Regions from separate parts of the Homo sapiens genome. Here region 2 is linked to region 1. The links are chromatin loops, found by intact Hi-C in ENCODE. Cell type or tissue: K562. All regions are shown on one strand. Each heading gives the region's core, and the rest is flanking DNA. Links, peaks and the distances in the headings are about the cores only. Region 1 has its middle 32 kb from the start of GMPR. Region 2 overlaps JARID2 (jumonji and AT-rich interaction domain containing 2).

Evidence for each region. A loop is a pair of places that touch in the nucleus more often than their neighbours do. Peaks named below come from ENCODE experiments on the same cell type or tissue, not always from the same donor. Only the 100,000 strongest peaks of a DNase experiment are listed, where the experiment ranks them.
Region 2: it touches region 1 in a loop (4-fold over the local background); 3 of 110 quality-filtered maps call a loop at or near these places.

What each region holds. Positions count from the first base shown.
Region 1 is chr6:16,202,299-16,211,658 of GRCh38, reverse strand. It overlaps the pseudogene RNU6-1114P. Among named protein-coding and RNA genes, the nearest start is that of GMPR, 32 kb to the left of the region's middle. RefSeq lists enhancers at 5,625-5,834, 6,045-6,134. In K562, for the core only: a CTCF peak has its summit at 4,924 (motif pointing right); a DNase peak (open chromatin) is centred at 4,918.
Region 2 is chr6:15,249,637-15,258,996 of GRCh38, reverse strand. The region is part of intron 1 of JARID2 (jumonji and AT-rich interaction domain containing 2); the gene reads right to left. Among named protein-coding and RNA genes, the nearest start is that of JARID2-AS1, 5.6 kb to the right of the region's middle. RefSeq lists enhancers at 4,480-4,549, 6,582-7,357, 9,046-9,360. In K562, for the core only: a CTCF peak has its summit at 4,864 (motif pointing left); DNase peaks (open chromatin) are centred at 4,836 and 6,556.

The DNA.
Region 1 (9,360 bases), core at 509-8,508:
TCTGGGATTACAGGCGCACAACACCATGCCTGGCTATTTTTTTTGTATTTTTAGTAGAGACAGAGGTTTCTCCATGTTGTCCAGGCTGGCCTCAAACTCCTGACCTCAGGTGATCTGCCTGCCTTGGCCTCCCAAAGTGCTGGGATTACAGGCGTGAGCCACTGCGCCCAGCCACCCAGGGGTGCATACACCCCATTGTGAAGCCTGCAGTATTAAAATTTAATACCTGAGCCCATGAGAGGACAGATTTCAGAAATTTCTCTCTCATAGTTCTGGAGAGTAGGAAGTCTGAGATCATGGGTCCAGCTGATTTGATTTTTGGAGAGGGTTCTCTTCCTGGATTCCAGACAGATGCCTTCTTGCTGTGTCCCCACAGAGTAGGGAGAAAGAGAGGAAGAGAGAGTCAGAGAAACAGAGAGAGAGATAAAGAGATAGATAGAGAGAGGGAGATAGAGAGAGGAGACAGAGAAAGAGAGCTCATGCTAGCTCTCTGGTGTCTCTTAAAAGGGCTAGGCTGGGCATGGTGGCTCACACATGTGATCCCAGCACTTTGAGAGGCCAAGGAGGGCCGATCACTTGAGGTTAGGAGTTCGAGACCAGCCTGGCCAACATGGTGAAACCCCATCTCTACTAAAAATACAAAAATTAGCTGGGCGTGGTGGCACGTGTCTGTAATCCTAGCTATTCGCAAGGCTGAGGCAGGAGAATCACTTGAACCTGTGAGGCGGAGGTTGCAGTGAGCTGAGATCAGGCCACTGCACTCCACTCCAGCCTGGGCAACAGAGCAAGACTCCATCTCAAAAAAAAAAAAAAAAAACAAGAAGATTAAACAAGATAATGGATGTATATCAGGGGTCCCCAATCCCTGGGCTGTGGACTGGTACCTGTCCATGGCCTGTCAGGAACTGGGCCACATAGCAGGAAGTAAGTGGACGAAGGAGCATTACCACCTGAACTCAGCCTTCTGTCAGGTCAGTGGCAGCATTAGATTCTCAGGAGCACAAACCCTATTGTGAACTAGGTTTTGTGCTCCTTATGAGAATCTAATGCCTGATGATCTGTCACTGTCTCCCATCACCCCTAAATGGGACCCTCTAATTGCAGGAAAACAAGCTCAGGGATCCCACTGATTCTACATTATGATCAGTTGTATAGTTATTTCATTATATATTACAATATAATAATAACAGAAATAAAGTGCACAATAAATGTAATGCTCTTGAATCATCCCCAAACCATCCCCCATTCCTGTCAGTGGAAAAGTCGTCTTCCGTGAAACTGGTCCCTGGTGCCAGAAAGGTTGGGGACTGCTAATGTCATAGTCTTTATGACTATGCCCAGCACATAGCATTTAATAAATGGAAGCTGTAATATAATAATATATCATTATTATTTTATATGAAAATAAACTCAGATGTATGAACGAGTATTGTGAAAATGCGCATATGTGTTAAAGATAAAACACGGACTTCATTCAGATTCCACGGTCCCCATCTTGGGCTTCTTCCACCGAGACCCCTGGAAGAAGCAGCGTTTGCCATCCTTGGGGAAGCTCTAGTATAAGCCTTTTCCTTATGTTAAAATGCCAAAACCTCTGTGAAAAGTAAGGATATTTATTTAGTGTGTCTCTGATCTTTACCTGAGCTGAAATTTTGTCGGACACAGAAGAGAGAAAGCAAGCATGAAGGTTCTGTGAGCTGGGGCAGGGACTGGGGAACCCACGGGTAGAGAAGGCAATTTGCAGCATGAAATAGAGAAACTCCAAGACTTACACCCCACTTTTCCCATTTCTCGGTGTGACCCAGGGTCTTGTCTCTACCTCTGTGTTTTCTCACCTCTTTTGTTGCATTAGTCAAATGCTGTGTCCTTTAAATCCACGGCATGTCTCCCTCCCTTGTTGCCCTGGAAATGGCTTCTGTTATCCAGCCAGAGAGTTTTATTGATTTCTCTGCCTTCTTTCAACCCCACCTTAAAAACAAGCACAATGCCATAAAATGAAATTCTTGTGTTTTAAGAAGTCTTCCTTGAGAAACTTGAACACTTACAAATAAGCTTATTTACTCGCTTTCCCTTTAGTAATAAAACAACTCTTTCTTTGTTGCACATTGCTTCCTCTATCTATAATCAAATTTAAGACTGCTTTTACTTTTTTTGTAGCATCTAGTACTATATTTGATTGAATGTATTTGTTTAATACATTTATGTTAATGTTAAAACACATTCTGGCATCTGTCCTGCCTCTGGTGGATAGTTTAATACAGAGATTTTTTTTTTTTTTTTTTTTTGAGACAAGGTCTTGCTCTGTGGTCCAGGCTGGAGTGCAGTAGTGCAATCACAGCTCGCTGCAGCCTTGGACTCCTGGGCTTAAGGGATCCTCCCAAGTTAGCCTCTTGAGTACCTGGAACTACAGGTGCATGCCACCATGCCCAGGTAATTTGTTAATTTTTGGGGGGTTGGAGGGAAAGGATCTCACTCCATTGCCCAGGCTGGAGTGCAGTGCACAATTACAGCTCACTGCAACCTCAAACTTCCAGACTGAAACGATCCTCCTGCCTCAGCCTCCCTAGTAGCTGGGACTACAGGCATACTGCCTGGCAATTTTTTGTACTTTTTGTAGAGACAAGGTTTTGCCATGTAGCAGCCCAGGCTGGTCTTGAACTCCTGGGCTCAAGCAATCCTCCCACTTCAGCACCTCCCAAAGTGCTGGGATTACAGGCATGAGCCAGCACGGGTGGCCTGAGAGATGTAATGCAAAACCCTGACTACACACAGTGCTGCCATATCAAAGAAGGAATTCCATGTTTTAGGTGGCGAGTTACTCATTTAAAGTAATGTTTCACATAATAGAATTCTGGTACAGTGAAGCCTAACATTAGACCCAACATACAATAACCTGAGCTTTGAAATGTCTTAGAATAACTATATTTCACATTTGGAAGAATTCTCAGAGATCACTGAAGCCTTCAGTTCTTAGGGATAATTAATTTAATCAAGAGAGGAAACAATTTCAACAACCAAAAGCTACTTCCTATCTTAAAAAGGAAATAGCAAATTATGCTAACACCTGATTGATTGATAAAAACAGATGTGCACATATCTCTATTCCTAATATTAGTATTATTAAGTCCACCTGCACACTAAAGTTCCAGGATCTGTGTGTACCAGTGGCAGTGCCCTGCCCTCCCTGTCGTGGAGATGCTCCCAACTTGTTCTCTTTAGTGCTTCTGTAATCAGTGGAAAGGAGCTAAAATAAATGCTTCTTCATGTCCCCACTCCTCCAGGAGGCGTGCACATCCTCCCCTCTATTCAGGAGAGATACTTGTCCCCAGGGCTGGGCTGGAGCGGTGAGCTGGTGTGTGGACACACATGGAAGCTTGTCCTTTTGAGGATCTTCCTTCCCACTTCTCTCTGAGACCTCCTACCTCTACCTATCCAGGCCCTTTTTCTCATTTGAGTAATTCACCTCTCTAACTCCTCTTTCTCCTTTCCCCAGCCCTGGTATTTCCTAGATTCATGGACAGCAAAAGCATGTTCCATGGGCTGATTCTCATCTTTCTCACCCTTAGTTCGACTAGTTCTTTGACTATTTTTTTTTTTAAACAGTCTCGCTCTGTTGCCCAGGCTGGAGTGCATCCAGTGGCACGATCTCAGCTCACTGCAACCTCCGCCTCCTGGGTTCAAGCGATTCTCGTGCCTCAGCCTCCCAACAGGGGTGCGTCACCACGTCCAGCTATTTTTGTGTGTGTTTTTAGTAGAGATGGGGTTTGACATATTGGCCAGGCTAATCTTGAACTCCTGGCCCAAGCAACCCACCAGCCTCAGCCTCTCAAAGTGCTGGGATTGAGCCACTGCGCCCGTCCTGAATCTTGGTTTTTATTTAGTAGTGGGCTAAGGGAGGGTACCCTGGGGTTAATGAAGGAAATACACACAAATCCCCAAAAGATATTATTTCAAAATATAACTCTCCTAAAAGAGTTTTTATAAGTTAGATAATTTTATTATTTATTTATTTATTTATGTGAGATGAAGTCTCGCTCTGTTGCCAGGCTGGAGTGCAGTGGTGCAATCTTGGCTCACTGCAACCTCCGCCTCCCGGGTTCAAGCGATTCTCCTGCCTCAGCCTCCCGAGTAGCTGGGACTACAGGTGCACGCCACCACACCTGGCTAATTTTTGTATTTTTAGTAGAGATGGGGTTTCACTAAGTTGGCCAGGCTGGTCTCAAAGTCCTGACCTCAGGTGATCCACCCACGTTGGCCTCCCAAAGTGCTGGGATTAGAGGCATGAGCCACCGCGCCTGGCCAAATTAGATCATTTTAGAGCTGAAAAAGCTTAGAAATTATTAGTCCAATTCTTTCATTTGTTAACGGGAAAACGGAGGTCAGAGATGTTGAAGGACTTGCCCGAAGTCACCTAGTTAGTGGCAGAGGCTGTGTCACGGAGTCCATATCTCCAAGCTTTCAGGCCAGCATTATTTCCTGAGCATTGCACTGTCTCTTATGTCAGGACTCAATTATTACATTAAAAGTTCCCAATCAACTGTAATTTATACGGGCTTTTAGAATACTTATAAAAACTGTATAGTCTTAGTACGTATGTCAAAAGAACTTGAATATTCTAAATTAAGCCCCACATTTTTCAAGGAATTCGGAAGGGAATATTTCTTGCTCATTCCAGATAGTTGGTTACTTGCCACCAAATTGAAGAAGTGGCTTAGCAGAGATGGTTGCTCTCAGTGAAAGTGGATCCGTACTCATTATTTCTTCCTGGCCTTAGATGTCAGCAGCCTATTTTAATTCACTTAAACCTTCATGTGTCACATCCTGTCTGGACCTCAGGGTTTCTGGAAGAAACAGAAAATAGGATTCAAATAGCCAGGCTTCCGGTCTGGAATAAGGATGCTGTGGTGTAGTGTGCTGTGTTTACCACTAGAGGGCACCTTTTCCCTTGCTTTGGAATCGAGTTTTTCAGAAACTGGAGTTTGCAATCCTCTGTATCTGTCCCTGTGTCCACACGTTAGTAAATTTTTGGTGGCTCAAATGAAATGCTCTTCCCGTACAACAATGGCACTCTGCAATCCTTAACAGATGTGATTGCTGATGGGGATAGTTACAATTCATTCTAGTCAATTAAGAGGAAATTGATGAGGGTGATACTGCCCAGGGGTGAGCAGAAAGAAGTCTAAATGTTTGGATTGGAAAAGGACTAAGAAGAGCTAATACCCTATGCTTTGGTTGTCTGCTTTAGAAGGAAAGCGTTCAGAATAATAATATGATTTAACAAGACAAATAGGGCAGACATATAGGATAAGCCTCATCCTACACAGGTGTGTAGCTAGCAGCCACCTGGTACATTCAAATTCTACTGAGGAAGAAAGGCAGACAAATACTGGGTTTAAAATATCTATCTGGCCAGATTCAGTAACTCAGACCTGTAATTCCAACACTTTGGGACACCAAGGTGGGTGGACCACTTGAGCCCAGGAGTTCAAGACCAGCCTCGATAACATGGCGAGACTTCATCTCTACAAAAAGTACAAAAATTAGCCAGGTGTAGTGGCACACACTTGTAGTTTCCACTCTTTGGGAGGCCAAAGCAGGAGGATTGCTGGAGGGTGGGAGGTGGAGGCTGCAGTGAGATGTGTCACATCACTGCACTCCTGAGGCACTGGGCGGGGCTCAGCAGCTTGTTACAATGTTTATTTTAATTAGATTCTAGCAATTGCAGCCTGTGCAGTGTAGATGTCCTAGGGCTGCCATTGTCTGCCATTCAGGGAACTTGGAATTAGAGCTCTTTGCAGAGATCTTGTGGGCATTAGGGAGAGGAGAAGAGGGGATGGAGTTATGTTTGAAAGTATGAGGAGCCAGTGGAAAAGCTAGGTTCTTGACTATGCCTGATTGGCCAATGACATGGCCACAGTTTGGTAACTGGCTGTGCAGATCCAGATTCTGGGTAGCAACAGCCCTGTACATCTGGCAACACTATGGCGTGTCTCTGTGGCAGCTTATTTTGAGCGTCACGGCTATTACCCAGAGTCAGGAGTAATGTCTTTCATTCTGAGACATCTAAACCCCCAACCACAGGCATGTTTTCTTCCAGGGCAGAGGGCAAATGCAATTACATCTGTGACCAATTTGCACAGCTGGGAGCTCAGCCTCCTGACAGAAACATTTATTTGAGATTCAAGTCTCTAGGGAGCTGGGTCACCAGACAGGAAGTAAGGTCCAGCAAGCATGTGTTGTCTACTATGTGAATGCTTGTTAGGCTGGGCCAGGAGAACAAAACAAAACAACACAAAATGTCAACTTAAGCTTTTAGAAGCAAAAAATCAGCCTTTTCTGTCTACAAACCAGGTTTCTCAGGGCATAGAGGAAAATAAGAATATCCAAATAAGACGGTTGCCATTGACCCCAGTACAAACATAGCATGCACATGGGACATGGAACTCGTGGAAGGGGCAGCTGCCTGGGAGTCAAAGTCCTGGTTTCCAGTTGTGGTTCTACCACTGTGAACTGTGGCATCCTGGGCAAGTCACTTTGCTCAGGCTTTTTATTTTGCAGGATTTTTGTGTCATTCTTGCTCAGAGGCCATGGTAGTCTTCTCCGTATCATTCCAATTTTTAGTATATGTGCTGCTGAAACGAGCACTTTTTTCTTTCTTGCTTGCTTGCTTTTTTTTTTTTTTTTTTTTTTTTTTTTTTGAGACTGGGTCTCACTCTGTCACCCAGGCTGGAGTGCAGTGGTGCGATCACAGCTCACTGCAGCTTTGACCTCCCAGGCTCATGCAATCCTTCCATCAGCCTCCCCAGTAGCTGGAACTACAGGCCTTTTCTGGAGCTGGAAGATAAAGAAAACCAACATGAAAGCATTGAATAGACAAATCCAGAGACCAGCCTAATGATTCTATTTAGTATTTACCCACAGGACAATGTCTCTGGATTGTATTTATTTATATTGTCTCCCAATGGCTTTATTGAGACATAATTCACAGATCATACAATTCACCAATTTAGAATGTACAAGTCAGTGGCTTTTCATATATTCATAGAGTTGTGCAGCCATCATCACACCAATTTTAAAACATTTTTATAACCCAAAAAAGAAACCTGCCACACTCCTTATTTATCAGCCATCACTCCTCAGGGCCTTCCCTGATTCCTTCCAGCCTTAGGCAACCAATGATCTACTCTCTGTTTCTACAGATTTGCCTATTCTGGACATTTCTTATAAATGGAATAATACAATATGTTGTCTTTAGTGACTGGCTTCCTTCACTTAGTGACTGATTTCCTTCACTTAGCATAATCTTTTCAAAGTTCATCCATACCGTAGCATGTATCAGTACTTCGTTTCTTTTTACTTCCAAAAAGTATACAATTATATGGAAATACCATACTGTGTTTATTCATTTGTCCATTGATGGACATTTGGGCCGTTTCTACCTTTTAGCTCTTATGAACAATATTCTGTGAACACTGGTGGACAAGTTTATGTGTGAACATATGTTTTCATTTCTTTTGGGTATATACCTAAGAATAGAGTTGCTGGCTCATACAGTAACTTTGTGTTTAACCTTTCATGTAACTGCCAGACTGCTTTCGAAGGCAGCTGCACCACTTTATTTTATTTTAAAAAATATGTTTATTTTAGATTCAGGGAGTACATGTACAGGTTTGTTACATGTATATATTGCATGATGCTGATTTGGGTTTCTGCTGAACCCATCACCTAAATACTGAACATAGTACCTAACAGGTAGTTTTTCAACCCTTGCCTCCCATCCTCATTCACCACTTTGGAGTTCCCAGTGCCTATTGTTCCCATCTTTATGTCCATGTGTACCCAATGTTTAGCTCTGACTTATAAGTGAGAACATGTAGTATTTGGTTTTTTGTTTCTGTGTTTAATTCACTTAGAATAATAGCCTCCAGCTGCATCCATGTTGCTGCAAAGGACATGATCTCATTCTTTTTTATGGTTATATAGTATTCCATGGAGGTGCACAATTAATTATATATTCCAATGAGCAGTGTATGAGAGTTCTAATTTTGCCACTTCCTTGTCAATACTTGTTATTTCTGTTTCATAAAAATTTTAGCCATCTTAATGGGTGTGAGATGACATTTAATTATGGTTTTGATTTGCATTCCCTGATGGCTAATGATGTTGAGCATCTTTTCATGCACTTATTGGCCATGCATTTATCTTCCTTAGAGAAATGTCTATTTAGATTTTTGCCCATTTTTTAGTTATTTGGTGTTTTGGTGTTGAGCTGTGATACGTGTAATATTATCTGCACATTTTTTCTCTTATTCATTGTAGGCTTGTCTCTTCATTTTCTTGATGGTGTCTTTGGAAGGACAAAAGTTTTTTAGCTGAATTGTGTGCAATTAATCTATTTTTTTCTTTAATTGCTCATGCTTTTGGTGTCATATCCAAGAAACCATTGTCAAGTCCAAGGTCACGAAAATTTACACCCCTGTTTTCTTCTAAGAGTTTTATTGGATTAACTCTTACGTTTTGGTCTTTTCTCTATTCTGAATTTGTACACATTGTGAGACAGGTCCAGCTTCATTTTTTTTTTTTGACATGTGTATATCCAGTTGTCCCAGGATCATTTGTTGAAAAGACTATTCTTTCTCCACTGAATGGTCTTGACACCCTTGTTGAAAGTCAATTAACTGTAAATGTGAAAGTTTATTTCTGGACTCTCAATTCTACTACACTGATCTATATACATCTACCCTATGCCAGGACCACACTATTTTGATTACTATGGCTTTGTACACATGTTGAAGTTGGGAAGTGTGACTCCTCCAATTTTGTTCTTTGTTGAAGATTATTTTGTTTTTTCTGGGTTTCTTGAATTTTGATATAAATTTTACAATTAACTTGTCAATTTCTGCAAAGAAATCAGCTGGGATTTTGATAAGAATTGCATTGAATCTATTGAATAACTTGAGGGTGTATTGCCATTTTAACAACAATAAGTCTTTTTTTTTTTTTGATTCAGAGTCTTGCTGTGTCATCCAGGCTGGAGTGCAGTGGCACAATCTTGGCTCACAGCAACCTCGGCCTCCTGGGTTCAAGCGATTCTCCTGCCTCAGCCTCCTGAGTAGCTGGGATTACAGGCACCCGCCACCACACCCAGCTAATTTTTTGTATTTTTAGTAGAGACGGCGTTTCACCATATTGGCCAGCGTGGTCTCGAACTCCTGACCTCAGGTGATCCACCCGCCTCAGCCTCACAAAGTCCTGGGATTACAGGCATGAGCACTAAGCCTGTGTATTGATCTTTTATCCTAAAACCTTGCTTAAAAATTTATTCATTTGAGCAGTTTTTAAATGAATTCCTTAGGTTTT
Region 2 (9,360 bases), core at 807-8,806, 950 kb after region 1:
CTTGGTGAGAAGGAAAGGTGCTAAGCACCCTTATTATCTGAATTTCTATCCTCTTCCTCGAACAACTGGGATATACTATAATCAGCACAGATGACCCAGAAACAGTTTCCTCTTCAATCTTGCACTTGGAGAATTACAGCCACAAGAATCTGTAAGACTTATAATAACATGGTCTAAATAGTCACAGTTGGTGTTCTGCTGTTTTGTTTTGTTTTGAGACAGGATCTTACTCTGTTGCCCAGGCTGGAGTGCAGTGGCGCAATCTCGGCTCACTGCAACCTCTGCCTCCTGGGTTCAAGCAATTCTCCTGCCTCAGCCTCCCAAGTAGCTGGGATTACAGGCGCTTGCCACCACACCTGGCTAATTTTTGTATTTTCAGTAGAGACAGGTTTTCACCATGTTAGTCAGGCTGGCCTCAAACTCCTGACCTTGTGATCCGCCCGCCTTGGCCTCCCAAAGTGCTGGGATTACAGGTGTGAGCCACCACGTCCGGCTATAGTCACAGTTCATAAAGCACTTCACACTTTAACATTTGATTCAGCCTCCCACAAAATGACCTTGAGAGGCCAATAATGAAGGCACAATTCTCCCCCTTTCAAAGATGAAGAAACTGAGACCTGGAGAGGTGAAGTGATCTACCCAAGATGACAGAGCAGAGATCCTCAACTTCAGACTGACTCCAAAGCCAGTGCTCTCCTCCCATTGTTTCACATCCCTGCTGCCAACTAAACTGTAAATGCCCCTCAGACAAGGGCAATGTCGTATTTTCAAACTCCCAACACAGTGTCAGAACATGGTAAGCAACCAAAAAATGCCAGCTGTATTTAACTGAACAGTCTTCCAAGCCACAGCCCAAAGGGATCTTCGTAAATATACAAAGCCCACCTCACAAACAAGGCTGAGATCACATATGAAAACAATGTGATTGGGGGTCATCTTTATTACTTAAGTATCTCTATGTCCTCACAACAAAAAGCATTTCATACATATAAGAATAAGAACATCATTGTACAATTACCCAAGGCTCTCCCTTTCCCTTCCCTTCTGGAGCTGTTCTGACTAATAACACATTGTGTTCTTAGAGCAATTTTGTTTTACAAAGTGCTTTCACATATCTTATCTCATTTAGTTCTAAATGCCCTGAGAGAGGACACAGGAAGAAAATAGAAACTTAAATAAAACTCAACTGACATCTTTACTACTTGTTACAAATGCCTGTATTGTTTTTTAAAAGCCAACAAACCAACCAACCCGCTGGCCTAACGTGTACTACCTGTGGGACTGTAAATTAGTATAGCCTCTCTCCAAGAAAGCAATGTACTAGGAAAGATCAAAACGTAAATACGGGCACTTCTAAGTCAGTAATTTCACAGTAAGAATTTAGAGTTGAGTGCAAACAGACACGTGCAAAGCAGGCTGCATGCATCATTTTGTACAACAGCCCCAAATCTGTGAAAAACCCATCCCGAAGAGATGAGTCAAGAAAATAGTGGTAACTATCAACCAACGGCCTTGAAGCCATTAAAAATCACTGTCTTTGATTACCATGACAAGTTATAAATGCAAACAGGAGGTAACAAAAATACAGCACTTAAAGAGTATGGCCCATATATATAAAACTGTATGTGCAAGTAGAGGAATGTCCAGTATGTGATTTCAATGATTTCTATCTTTTGAGTACTTGTCTGATTTGAATCACTTCTTATTAAGCAAAAAAGGCCATCTGCACAACAGTAAAATGCTATTGGCTTAATTAGGTATGGGGATTACACGTGGATTTTATTTTTCCATGAAAATGAATCAATTACTGCAGTTACCATGAATAACTGAAAATCCCCCTGAAAAGAAAAGTATTTCCAAAGGCAGTAACAGAGAGGGCCTTCTACTGTATCAGGACCTGGATTTCATGCCCCAGCTGTGTCTGATAAAATATGCGACCACAAGCAGGTCACTTTACAACAGTACTAGAAACCTCAGGAATTCTCAACTATAAAATTATAGCGTCCAAAATTGTGATCAGTTAAGTCTATCTTTTTGCACTAGATTCATACCGATTCCCTCCCACTACTAAGTAGTACTCGAAATACTCCACCAAACTTGAACTCAAATATTCCTAGAATGTATACTATGTATTAGACATTAACATTGACCTACAATGACATAAATTCAGCCCCTACTCTTGTGGGGTTAATAGGGTGAGAGACATGTAAGCAAATAACTCCAGCACCTAAAAATAAAGTGCGAGGAGACCAGCCAACAGGGAGAAAGAGCCTGGCTCTGCCAGACGGGGTGAACAGGGTGACAGGCTTCAGACAAACACGGTGGGCTCCTCAGGCAATCCATTCACCAAGCAAGTAGAGGAATAAAATGCTGGGCTCAGCTGAAGCCCCGGATGTGTGAAGTGGATGGGTGGCAGGATAAGCCCAGAGTACATCAAGAAGGGCTGGGAACAAAGTTGGTTTAGATTCGATCCTGAGGACCAGAGAGCCACTAAAGAATTGTGTTCACATCATAATCAGATTTTTAATTTCAAGGACTATGTCTTCTTTAAACATCTTCGTGCACAGATTCAGTGCCACTCCAGTCTTAATTCTCAATCTATCCCTCTTTCCAATTCACCATCCAGGTGTATTTAGGAGTCAAGTGTTGGCTAATATAGGACAGAGGTAGAAGGTGATTACATCACCTTCTAATCCGTAAAGCCTTGTTCTGTTTCCCAATGTGCATCTGCTACTTGCTATCAGCTTGCTTTATTAAGAATCAAAGTGCAGAATTCATTTGATTCATTTATATCTGAGTCAGCTAGGAAGGCCGCCGGCAGGCCTGATGTCTCCAGGTTGGTGATTTCCAACTGGGTAATAATACCTTGAGCATTTGTGCAGCAGTATGCAGTTTACAAAGTGCTTTCACATCAAAAATTCCCCTGCCTCTCCCAGCAACAAGCCTGTGAAGTGCATGAAATAAGTTGTCCAGATGAGGAAATAGCTCAGCGAGGTTGTATAGCCTGCCTGGAGTCACACAGCCAGTTTAACACAAGGCCAAACTTGAAGTAGGCTCACATTCCCAACCTTGTCCATTACTGCAGAGGTACCCCATATATTCACAAGCCTGTCCAAATCTGAGGCATTTCATTACTTAGGTCCATTTAGTAGCAGTAATAAGGCATATACACAAAGCACAAAAGTCTGCTGCTTAACAGAATAAGCATTCACTCAGCCCCCTTCTGCAAACCTATAGAAGGACTAAATGCAAGAAACACATGCTCAGCCCTAATCCCTTCTCATTTCCTCCTGGCACCTGTTTCTGCCCCCACAGGCACCAAACACTCTAACAGCTGGCTGAAACCGAGAGAGAACCAACAGATAATACACTACCACTTCAGACCAAGCTCTCACCAAAATGGTGGCTGGGAAATAATGGAGACAGAACCACCAAGATTTTAAGAGATCAATAAACTGGGTGTCAGAAGATCTCCCACATTCTCCTGTCCCAGTAAACCAGGTCTCCAGGTAGACAAGAGTCACACAACCTATCCTTTTCACTCCTCCTCCTCACCTCCCCCGAAAAAAAGTTACTGTTAAGAATTCCTAATTGGGCCAGGCGCAGTGGCTCACGCCTGTAATCCCAGCACTTTGGGAGGCTGAGGCGGGCTGATCACAAGGTCAAGAGATAGAGACCATCCTGGCCAACAGGGTGAAACCCCGTCTCTACTAAAAATACAAAAATTAGCTGGGCATGGTCGTGTGTGCCTGTAGTCCCAGCTACTCGAGAGGATGAGGCAGGAAAATGAGATAGCGCCACTGTACTCCAGCCTGGCAACAAAGTGAGACTCGTCTCAAAAAAAAAAAAAAAAAAAAAGAATTCCTAGTTTACCAATGTGTATGACGGAAGACTCTTACTGGGAGTATGGAGGGGCAAAACTGTGGTTACACAGTGGTTGTTTTTGTGTGTTTTTGTGGTGTTTTTTTTTTGTTTTTTGTTTTGTTTTTTTTGGAGACAGAGTCTCACTCACCTCACTGCAACCTCCATCCTCCTCAAGTAATTCTCCTGCCTCGGCCTTCCAAGTAGCTGGGATTACAGGTGCCCACCACCACGCCTGGCTAACTTTTTTGCATTTTTAGTAGAGACGGAGTTTCACCATGTTGGCCAGGCTAGTCTAGAACTCCTGACCTGAAGTGATCCGCTCACCTCGGCCTTCGAAAGTGCTGGGATTACGGGCATGAGCCACCGCGCCCGGCCCTGTGGCTATGTATTTTGTTAACCTTCTAGGAGCATGGTAAATAAACACTGCTGTTGATAATATTTCAGTGTTCACTGGCCTTCCTCTTCATGGGTGGTGGAGCTTGACAGACTTACAAAATTAGAACTTAAAATCCAATTGAGACCTTTTAGGCAGCACCAGCTCTCAAGAATAGCTCTCAAAAACTTCTACCAGTAGGGTTCCTCTTTCTCTAACACCCGCATCTGTCCCATGATTATGTAAGTAATCATGTATAATGTTCCCATTACTCACACCGCCTCATTAACACATCTGGACAGCCTTTGTTTAATGGATGGCCCAGCCCCTAGTGAGGACTGAGGGCATATGATTTCCCCAGTGCTCCATGGTCCCCTAAGCCTCAAAGTCAGGGGCAATGATACAAGTACAAGAAAAAGTCAACAGCCCTGGGAAATCAAACTGGTTCCTGCAAGTCTGGAGAACTGCAGCCCACACTGGGCCTCAGATACACCCAAGAATGTGGTGGGGGCATTTGTAAAACTAGAAGAGCACAAACCATCCAGTCCCAAGGGACACGGGATGTCAGTCTTCCAATGATGACTCAAAGAGACAGCCAGCTGGGTATAAGGGGGTAGCTCCACCAACTGGTTCTTCAAAAAACAACAAATACAAACATGCAGGGAAGACGGACACTTCTGACAAAACTGCCCTCCCTTCCAACTTTCCCAAGCAAAAAGCCTCTCCAAAGGCTGCCAACAGTCCCTTTTACAACCTTTTCTTCTCCCCTTTTTGGGGCTCCACTGATCGTTCATGTTACTTCTATGTCCTCTGAACTCAAAAGGGGGGAGCAAATTCAGAAAACTAACCATCTGACTGGTTTTTCACCTTACTTGTCTCATCTATAAAATGGACTCAAAAACCCCTTTTCTCAGACAAACTCACAATGTAGGCGGTTATTTCAGAATTGACTGAGTCCTCTCTTCACAATCCCGTTAAGAGAAGTGGGTGTTGTGTCGTCATCTGGAGGTGTTTTCTATAATCCATGCTTTTCTGGGACATTTCTTCAAATGGAAAAAAGAACCCCAGTAGAGGTGGGCAGCACCCTTAAAATAGTAAAATCTGTGGCAAGACAAACTGTGGTACAAGTGTAAAAAAAAAACCAGAAACCCAGAGTGGTAGTCGAGCTGCCAGTCGCTGCTCACGCAGGAATGATCTATACTTTGCCCTCTGGAACAATCTGCGTGGGCTCTTTCCTACAGCCTAAGAGAGCAAGAAAGACAAAAGCCACCTGCAAGAAGTGACAGGAACAGGAAGTCCTGGAAACATGAGTCTTCCACCAAGAGCAAAATGACAGGTCAGCTCCACTTTCGATAATTTTATTCTGAATCAGAACTGCATTTTAAAAATCCTTATTTGGCCAGGCACGGTGGCTCACGCCTGTAATTCCAACACTTTGGGAGGCTGAGGTGGGCAGATCATGAGGTCAGGAGTTCAATACCAGCCTGGCCAACATAGTGAAACCCCGTCTTTACTAAAAATACAAAAATGAGCCGGGTGTGGTGGCACACGCTGGTTAGTCCCAGCTACTCGGGAGGCTGAGGCGGGAGAATAGCTTGAACCCAGGAGCTGGAGGCTGCAGTGAACAGAGACCACGCCACTGCACTCCAGCCTGGGTGAGAGAGAGAGACTCCTCTGTCTCAAAAAAAAAAATCCTTATTAAAAAAACCTGAAGCTGGCAGAAGGTTATAGGATTGTCTGAAGTCCCAAGAAAGATTAAAACCTAGAAGGATAATGAGAATAAAATCTCGCTCACTCTTCTTCTACAAAAATGTAGACAGATACCACGGAGTTCTCACCTCCTAGAATAAAAGATGCCTGCAAGGGTGAGGCAAGTATGGAAAAGGTTTATGGACAAAAGGAATCAGAAAAACAAAGACTGGGGGCCTGGAAAAGCAATTGAGGCTTGTCTTAGGGAGTCACAGGATATAAAGAGTACAGTTATCTGGAGGACGGAAAAAAAACGAAAGATAATTGAGCACATGAAAAAACAGATTCATTTGGTTTCATTTTTATTAACAGGTAAGGCTTAAGGATTTAAAATGGAACAGACCTTCCACAATATCTCATAAGTAAAACAATATATAATTAAAGTTGCCAGATTACAAGATAGAAGCTTCTGAACTCCATGAATTAGGTGCAAAATTACTAATCTTTCTGCTCCCTGCCACTCAGTAAATGGCACAATTATTTTAACTCCAAAAGTAATACAATCACCTCAGTAGGACTACTTTAAACTGATCCACACTTTACATGTTACATGGCATGAAGCAGACAGGGAGTCCAGTTTAGCATGCGGGGATTAAGGCTAAACACAGTTGGAAGCACTCTTATCAGAGATGACAAGAACCAGAAGTTGGTTAGTTAATGGGAACAAGTTTGTTAGATAACAAACAATTTTTAAAAAAAAAAGGTATTCCCTAACATTTTGTATTAACTGACAGACAAATCTACTTTTAATTACGGTTTTTTTGATATGAGGCCATGGGTCTTCTTTCTGAGCTTAAGTCTCTGAACGTTCTGTTGTTCTACATTATGCTGTTTTGATTGTTGGGGAAGTCTGGGCATAACTGAAGTTTGGTTCTTAAAAGGGAATCACTTGCAAAGCAATGTGTGTGGACAGTCCTTTCAGATTTTCCCAAACATCTTAAAAATGTCTGGCCCACATTTTTTTTTGAATGGAGTCTCACTCTTTTGCCCAGGCTGGAACGCAGTGGCAGGATCTCAGCTCACTGCAACCTCCGCCTCCCAGGTTCAAGCGGCTCACTGCAACCTCCGCCTCCCAGGTTCAAGCGGCTCACCGCAACCTCCGCCTCCTGGGTTCAAGTAATTCTGCTGCCTCAGCCTCCCGAGTAGCTGGGATTACAGGCATGCGCCACCATGCCCGGGTAATTTTTGTATTTTTAGTAGAGACGGGGTTTCACCATGTTGGTCAGGCTGGGCTTGAACTCCTGACCCTCATGATCCGCCCACCTCAGCCTCCCAAAGTGCTGGGATTACAGGCATGAGCCACCACGCTCTTTTTCACACTGTTTCAAGGTTGACATAATACTTAACTGTAATTACAATAATAAGCCCAACTGGAATAACCAGATTTGGGAACAAACAACTGACACTTGGCAAGACTTCTGGGTGAAAGCCAAAGGGGACAGAGGTACATCCCAGAGGTGGCCAGGACCTGTATCCTGGGATATCAGTCAGGACATACTGCAGCCAACAGGGCAAGCAGGATGGGTAGACAAAAGGTGGTTAGTAGAGCTGCTACTACTGTAATCCTGGGGGAGACGTGGACCAGTAACATCAGGATGATCAGAGCAATGCAGCCAGAATTCAGACAATGTCAGGAGTGTGAGTCCTCACACCATCATGAGCAAGGGCAAACCACTAGCTTAAAAATGTTCAGCTGGCTGGGTGCAGTGGCTCACGCCTGTAATCCCAGCACTTTGGGAGGCCAAGGCGGGCAGATCACCTGAGGTCAGGAGTTCAAGACCAGCTAGGCCAATATGGTGAAATGAAACTCCATCTCTACTAAAATACAAAAATTAGCCGGACATGATAGGGGGTGCCTGTAATCCCACCTACTCGGGAGGCTGAGACAGGAGAATCGATTGAACCCGGAAGACAGTGGTTGCAGTGAGGAACCACTGCGTTCCAGCCTGGGTGGCTGAGCAAGACCCTGTCTCAAAAAAAAAAGGAAACAAAAAAACAAATGCTCTCTAGGTTAGCCTTCACCAAGTGTTTTAACGAACTACGCTTTTAATATGACATTCTCGTGTCTTCTCTGAAAAAAAAAAAAAAGTTCCATTTTGAAGGTAACAGACACCAATTATATACTCCAAAAGATTGTCTTGTTCTGAAGGAGGAAAGTTTAACATTTGGAGTACGGTATATATTAACACTGGAGTTATTTCCAAGGCACTTGGAAGTGCGTCAATAGCCTTCAGCCCAGCAACAGGGACTGGTTTAACCCACTATGAGGAAACAGGCATTACCGAGTACCAAATAATTCTAGTTGTCTATTTGGGCCAGTGGCTACAGGGACACACAAGTTAGGTATTAGCCTACTGTAAAATAATATAACCTGGATAATAAACCAAGTTGGATTACTTGTCGACATAATTTTTCTTTCAAATTTTAGTGACACTTTGGACTTCATTGTGTCTTCCTTCCATACTGTCCCTGTACAGTGATAGGAGCTAAACTGCCACTGCCCTGCACCTAAGTAACACAGAGCAAGATTTTCCACTACTAGAAACAAGTAACTGAAAAGCCACGTAAACATCCCAGGAAAGAAAAAATACAGCAATAAAATAACGTGCAAATTTCCCCACCACCCCACCAACTGTAAAATAACGTGACTGAACAATTTGTGATGAATAAGTTTTAAAACAAAAAACCTCATAAATCCAACCACTGTATATTTTGTGTTCTTCCTACTTTTTTCTTTGTAATTTTACGTAGTTGTAATTATAGTAAATCCTTTTGAAGCTTATAACAAAAACTTTTTCCAATTTTTAAATCATACACTTTCAAATCAGAAAATTAGATACTTAAAACTTACAGCCTAGTGGTACAAATTCTGCTTGAGCTGTCCTAGAAAATCAAACTGGCAATTTGTTTTCATGCTAACTACAGGAATTACTATCTTCATAAGGCAGAGATTCTCTATTTCAAACTGATACCTGATCAAATAGTGGTGAAGCCCCAGTATCCTATCTGTTATTCTCCCTAGGAATAACCAGGCAGTGGAATGATGGAAACGGCAGAAAATATCTCTAGAGCAAAACATGCAACTGTTTTTATTGTCCAAGTCGATTGGGGCTTTCAAAGGCAAATGTTTTCAGTTATTTAAGGTATTGCAGTGGGAGTCGTGCTCAACACAATTAAGACAGGATTACACTGCAACTTATGAGTTTCTCAAGGACATCATTTATTACGAAATATAACAATCATTTCTCCCAAAGCCTACTATCGACAATCGCACCCCCAACTCTGCTTTGCTAAGGTAATAAACTAAATGGCAACTCAGCAGGCATCCCGGGCTTTTGAGACCAATTGTGGGAAACGTGCTGCCTTCCACCAGC